Regions from separate parts of the Homo sapiens genome. Here region 1 is linked to region 2. A link is a loop called in an ENCODE intact Hi-C map of the cell type or tissue named here. Cell type or tissue: HepG2. All regions are shown on one strand. Links, peaks and the distances in the headings refer to the core of each region. The heading gives the core; the rest is flanking DNA.

The links. A loop is a pair of places that touch in the nucleus more often than their neighbours do. Peaks named below come from ENCODE experiments on the same cell type or tissue, not always from the same donor. Only the 100,000 strongest peaks of a DNase experiment are listed, where the experiment ranks them.
Region 1: it touches region 2 in a loop (24-fold over the local background); 36 of 110 quality-filtered maps call a loop at or near these places.

Annotation. Positions count from the first base shown.
Region 1 is chr3:39,184,597-39,187,524 of GRCh38, reverse strand. It overlaps XIRP1 (xin actin binding repeat containing 1), which reads left to right. Exons shown (of 2, transcript NM_194293.4): 2 at 1-2,928. Among named protein-coding and RNA genes, the nearest start is that of XIRP1, 6.5 kb to the left of the region's middle. In HepG2, for the core only: no CTCF peak of the experiment used is centred there; no DNase peak of the experiment used is centred there; H3K27me3 peaks cover 1,069 bases.
Region 2 is chr3:39,376,935-39,380,326 of GRCh38, reverse strand. LOC105377037 (a long non-coding RNA gene) reads right to left here. Exons shown (of 3, transcript XR_001740661.3): 2 at 2,650-2,851. LOC105377644 (a long non-coding RNA gene) reads left to right here. Exons shown (of 3, transcript XR_007096252.1): 3 at 1-896. Among named protein-coding and RNA genes, the nearest start is that of SLC25A38, 4.7 kb to the left of the region's middle. RefSeq lists a silencer at 2,076-2,125. In HepG2, for the core only: a CTCF peak has its summit at 2,034 (motif pointing right); a DNase peak (open chromatin) is centred at 2,036.

The sequences.
Region 1 (2,928 bases), core at 1-2,500, 190 kb after region 2:
CCAGGGAGCAGCACCTGCAGGTTAGCCAGGTCCCGGCTGGGGAAAGACAGACAGACAGACACGTCTTTGAGACCGAGCCTCTTCAGGCCTCAGGCCGTCCCTGTGGAAGACGGCCTGTGAGATACTGCAGCCGCGTGGAGATCCCTTCAGGGCAGGTGTCTCGTCAGAAAGAGGTTTTTCAGGCCCTGGAGGCAGGCAAGAAGGAAGAACAGGAGCCCCGGGTAATCGCTGGGTCCATCCCCGCGGGTTCTGTCCACAAGTTCACTTGGCTTTTTGAGAATTGTCCCATGGGCTCCCTGGCAGCTGAGAGCATCCAAGGGGGCAACCTCCTGGAAGAGCAGCCCATGAGCCCCTCAGGCAACAGGATGCAAGAGAGCCAGGAGACTGCAGCTGAGGGGACCCTGCGGACTCTGCATGCCACACCTGGCATCCTGCACCATGGAGGCATCCTCATGGAGGCCCGAGGGCCAGGGGAGCTCTGTCTTGCCAAGTATGTGCTCTCGGGCACAGGGCAGGGGCACCCTTATATACGAAAGGAGGAGCTGGTGTCAGGTGAACTTCCCAGGATCATCTGCCAAGTCCTGCGCCGGCCAGATGTGGACCAGCAGGGGCTGCTGGTGCAGGAAGACCCAACTGGCCAGCTCCAACTCAAGCCGCTGAGGCTGCCAACTCCAGGCAGCAGTGGGAATATTGAAGACATGGACCCTGAGCTCCAGCAGCTGCTGGCTTGCGGTCTTGGGACCTCCGTGGCAAGGACTGGGCTGGTGATGCAGGAGACAGAGCAGGGCCTGGTCGCACTGACTGCCTACTCTCTGCAGCCCCGGCTAACTAGCAAGGCCTCTGAGAGGAGCAGCGTGCAGCTGTTGGCCAGCTGCATAGATAAAGGAGACCTGAGTGGCCTGCACAGTCTGCGGTGGGAGCCCCCGGCTGACCCGAGTCCAGTGCCAGCCAGCGAGGGGGCCCAGAGCCTGCACCCAACTGAGAGCATCATCCATGTTCCCCCACTGGACCCCAGCATGGGGATGGGGCATCTGAGAGCCTCAGGGGCCACCCCTTGCCCTCCTCAGGCCATTGGAAAGGCAGTCCCTCTGGCTGGGGAAGCTGCAGCACCAGCCCAATTGCAAAACACAGAAAAGCAGGAAGACAGTCACTCTGGACAGAAAGGGATGGCAGTCTTGGGAAAGTCAGAAGGAGCCACGACTACCCCTCCGGGGCCTGGGGCCCCAGACCTCCTGGCCGCCATGCAGAGTCTGCGGATGGCAACAGCTGAAGCCCAGAGCCTGCACCAGCAAGTTCTGAACAAGCACAAGCAGGGCCCCACCCCAACAGCCACTTCCAACCCCATCCAGGACGGTCTTCGGAAAGCTGGGGCTACCCAAAGCAACATAAGGCCTGGGGGTGGAAGTGATCCCCGGATCCCAGCAGCCCCCAGAAAGGTCAGTAGGGAAGAGCAAGCACTACCCAGAGGGCTGCCTGGGGGGTGGGTGACAATTCAGGATGGCATCTACACCGCTCATCCCGTGAGGACCTTTGACCCACCTGGGGGTGTCCAGCTTTCTCAGAGGGAACCCCAGTCAAGGCACAGGGAGACTGCCCTCTCAGTCCAGGCTCCCCGCCCACTCCAGGGAGGCCCAGGTCAGAGTACTGGGCCAGGGCGGGAGGAGCCTGGGGGCTGCACACAGATGGCCTGGGGGCCACCAGGGAAGGCGATGGCAGAAGTCTGCCCAGGGGGCCTCCAAGCTGCAGAGACCACCCTGAAGACTGCCCCTCTAGGCCGCCACATTCTGGCCTCTGGGCCCCAAGCTGCAGGTGCCAGCCCGCACCCCCATAATGCCTTTGTTCCTCCTCCTCCTACTCTCCCAGCTGCTGTGACAGGACCTGACTTTCCAGCTGGAGCCCACCGTGCTGAGGACTCCATCCAGCAAGCCTCTGAGCCCCTGAAGGACCCCCTTCTTCACTCCCACAGCAGCCCTGCTGGCCAGAGAACCCCTGGAGGGTCACAGACAAAGACCCCAAAACTGGACCCCACCATGCCCCCAAAGAAGAAGCCGCAGCTGCCCCCTAAACCTGCACACCTAACCCAGAGCCACCCTCCTCAGAGGCTGCCCAAGCCCTTGCCTCTATCTCCCAGCTTTTCCTCGGAGGTGGGGCAAAGAGAACACCAACGAGGTGAGAGAGATACAGCCATCCCTCAGCCAGCCAAGGTTCCCACTACTGTAGACCAGGGCCACATACCTCTGGCCAGATGTCCCAGTGGACATAGCCAGCCCAGCTTACAACATGGCCTCAGCACCACGGCCCCCAGGCCCACCAAGAATCAGGCTACAGGCAGCAATGCCCAGAGCTCTGAGCCCCCCAAGCTCAATGCCCTCAACCATGATCCCACCTCACCACAGTGGGGCCCCGGCCCCTCAGGAGAGCAGCCCATGGAAGGTTCCCACCAAGGGGCCCCTGAGAGCCCTGACAGTCTGCAAAGAAACCAGAAAGAGCTCCAGGGCCTCCTGAACCAGGTGCAAGCCCTGGAGAAGGAGGCCGCAAGCAGTGTGGACGTGCAGGCCCTGCGGAGGCTCTTTGAGGCCGTGCCCCAGCTGGGAGGGGCTGCTCCTCAGGCTCCTGCTGCCCACCAAAAGCCCGAGGCCTCAGTGGAGCAGGCCTTTGGGGAGCTGACACGGGTCAGCACGGAAGTTGCTCAACTGAAGGAACAGACCTTGGCAAGGCTGCTGGACATTGAAGAGGCTGTGCACAAGGCACTCAGCTCCATGTCTAGCCTCCAGCCTGAGGCCAGTGCCAGAGGCCATTTCCAGGGACCTCCAAAAGACCACAGTGCCCACAAGATCAGTGTCACAGTCAGCAGTAGCGCCAGGCCCAGTGGCTCAGGCCAGGAGGTCGGAGGTCAAACTGCAGTCAAGAACCAAGCCAAGGTTGAAT
Region 2 (3,392 bases), core at 502-3,001:
AGGGTGACCAGGCTACGAGAGAACAATGAGTTAGAGCGGCTTACAAGCTGGTATCCGAGGGAGGGGCAGATGGCTCTGTGGGGTGGACTGCGTTCCTGCAGGAGTGGGATCTTCACATTCTACTCCAAGGACCAAGTTGTTAGGGGCAGTGGAAGGGAGAGGAGCCATGGTGCGTGCCCAGGCAGTGTGGTGTTTTGTGTTTTGTCATATGGAAGCCACAAGTCACTCCATCAATATTTTGACAAAGCAGTTCCCCATCTTATGGAAAAAATCAAACTCTTCTTGTTTTCCTGCTTTCTTCACAATGAGGAAACGGGCAACATTTTGGCTAAAAGTTTATAAACATAAGCACATATTTTCTGGTCACAAATCTTCTAGGTCCTGATTGATCTGAATTTCCCACAGGGGTAAGCAGGACCCACTTGTGGTTTTGTGGTTTGCTTATAGCTCTATCCATATGTGGAAGGTTTTTTTTTTTTTTTTTTTGGAGACAGAGTTTCACTCTCGTTGTCCAGGCTGGAGTGCAATGCTGCGATCCCGGCTCACCACAACCTCCGCCTCCTGGGTTCATGCAATTCTCCTGCTTTAGCCTCCTGAGTAGCTGGGATTATAGGCATGCGCCACCACGCCTGGCTAATTTTGCATTTAGCAAAATTAGCAAAATGTTGGTCAGGCTGGTCTCAAACTCCCGACCTCAGGTGATCCGCCCACTTTGGCCTCCCAAAGTGCTGGGATTCCAGGCATGAGCCACCATGCCAGGCCAGCTTTTCTTTATCTTGGACAGAATGACTTCATTTATAAGCAGCATCTTGTGTAACAGTCAGTTTTATGTGTCAACTTGGCTAGGCTATAATACCCAGTTTTCAATTAAACACTAATCCAGGTGTTGCTGTGAAGGTATTTTGTAGATGTGGTTAACCTCTGTAATCAGTTGACTTTAAGTAAAGGAGATTATCTTTCATAATCTGGATGAAAGAAAATCAGGACACATATTTCCCTGACAAATACACCTTGTTTCCCTTCCTTAAAGGGTAGAGGCTATCTCCTGCTTTTTTCTGTGTGTCTTTGAGAGACCACTGAGGCAGAGTAATGCTGTAAAAAGAAAGTGGACTTTGGAATCAGGCATTGATTCTGTATTTGATCCTGGATTTGTCACCTGCTAGCTGTGTATTCACCTCAACTTTCTTGTTTGTTATTTTGAGATAAGTCTTGTGCTATTGCCCAGGCTGGAGTGCAATGGTGTAATCTCAGCTCACTGCAACCGCCGCCTCCCGGGCTCAAGTGATTCTCCTGCCTCAGCCTCCTGAGTAGCTGGGATTACAGGCGCACATCACCACGCCCAGCTAATTTTTGTTTTTTTAGTAGAGATGGAGTTTCACCATGTTGGCCAGGCTGGTCTCAAACTCCTTACCTCAGGTGATTGCCTGCCTCGGCCTCCCAAATTGCTGGGATTACAGATGTGAGCCACTGCGCCTGGCCAGTTTATGGGCCTTAATTAGAGGTCAAGAGTGAAGCCTCCCATATATAAAATTAAATACTTAGGGTAGATTCAGTGGCTCCGGCTTGTAATCCCAGCATTTTGGGAGGACGAGACAGCAGGATCTCTTGAGCCCAAGAGTTCAAGACCAGCCTGGGCAACATAACAAGACCTTGTCTCTACAAAAATAAAAACAGTAGCCAGGTGTGGTGGAATGAGCCTGTAGTCCCAGCTACTCGGAAGGTGGAGGCAGGACAGTCTCTTGAGCCCAGGAGTTCAAGGCTGCAGCAAACTATGACTGCACCACTGCACTCCAGCCTGGGTGACAGAGCAAGACCCTGTGTCTATGTTTTTTTAATTCCAAATACTTACCAAACATCTGCATTTTTACCAAAAATCTCAAAGCAGAATTTCTAATGACAGATTAGGTATGTAAATTAGAAGTCTTTCCCTCTGGCCCCTTTGTTTCTTAACACGCGTGGCACTCCATCATCTGCCATTCTTTCCCATCTGTTCTCTTTCACCCAGTCAGAAGCTCAGCTCAAACTGGCCACTAGAGGGAACACGTGTCCTGTTCCCAACAGGTTCTGGGTCCTGGCTTCAGGTGTCTGTAAATTACCTGATAGTCCCACTGGCATTGTCACTGAGCTACTGGCCTTGGGTGTACCAGGGTGAAGGCACTGGCCCTTGGTCCCAGACGCTGCCCCTTTCCAATTCCTCATGTATGCTTCATCTGTCTGGTCTATACAGGAGACCAGCTGTGGTGGGAAAGTATAAGGAGATGCCAGGAGTGGCTTCGGATAGAAGTGGAGAGAACACTGAACTAAAAGTCAGGAGTTTCTGATGCTAGTCCAATATCTGACAAAAACTCATTGTCACCTCTCTAGGCTTCAGCTTTCTCACGTGTAAGATGAGGGCCTTGAACTAAGTGGCTCCAAGTTCCTTTTCTGGGCTAATATCATATGAATCAGGGATCATGATCTCCAGACTCCCTTGGTCCTGACTTTCAGGCTAATGCAAGCCACAGAGGAGATATAGGAGATAGGCTGGGGCACAGATTGCACTGAGGAAAATGCATATGCATAAACAAAGTTTTGCCAACAGTTCTGTATTATTTAGAGCACCCCTGCAAGCCCAGTTAAACCCTACTGGTGTAGGGGGTTTCAACATACCAGGGACAGCTTTAGCAATCTTAGTAAGGTCTGCTTCTTTAAGGAATTGCACAGAGCACCAACAACCTGGAAGTCTTGTCCATGACCCATCCACAGTCTTCTCCATGAACTCATTGTAGAGCCTCACCATGATGGGGCTCCAGCTGGCACTGGGGAGGGAGTAATCCTTTGTATCAGACTGGAGGTGGCTACTGCTTGAGACCTGAAAAGTCCAAAAGGGGTGGTGGACTGTCCCCAGTACCTTCCGATTTGACTCATTCATTCAAGCATTTACTAATAGATGAGTCTGTTTTCATCTTGCAGAGCATGTACAAATACCCAGAGGTAAGAGAGAGCATGTCAGATTCCTAGAACTGTAAATGTGGAAACGTCTAGTAGGAGGGAAGGAATGGAAGGGAGGAGGCCAGAGGGAGAGCCTGGGGCCCTCCATCAACCATGTAGGAGAATGTAGGCTTTATGCTGAAGAGGTTTAAGCAGGAGAATGAAAGGGTCAGATTTGCATGTTAGAAGGATTTCCGTACACGGGAAGTTACAAACTGGTCAAGTCTCACTCACACTGGAGAGCCTTGCTGATATGCAATTCAAAGACACATTCTTTCCCCTGCCTGTTTCCTTTCAGCTTCCAGCTCCTCTGTGCCTCCCTCTCCTGCTCCCCAGTTCCTTCAGGTTCTGCTTCTAAGACGGTTCACCTTGTTTGACTATGTAGTTTATTTTATCTCCTTACTGTCCTATTACAATCAGAA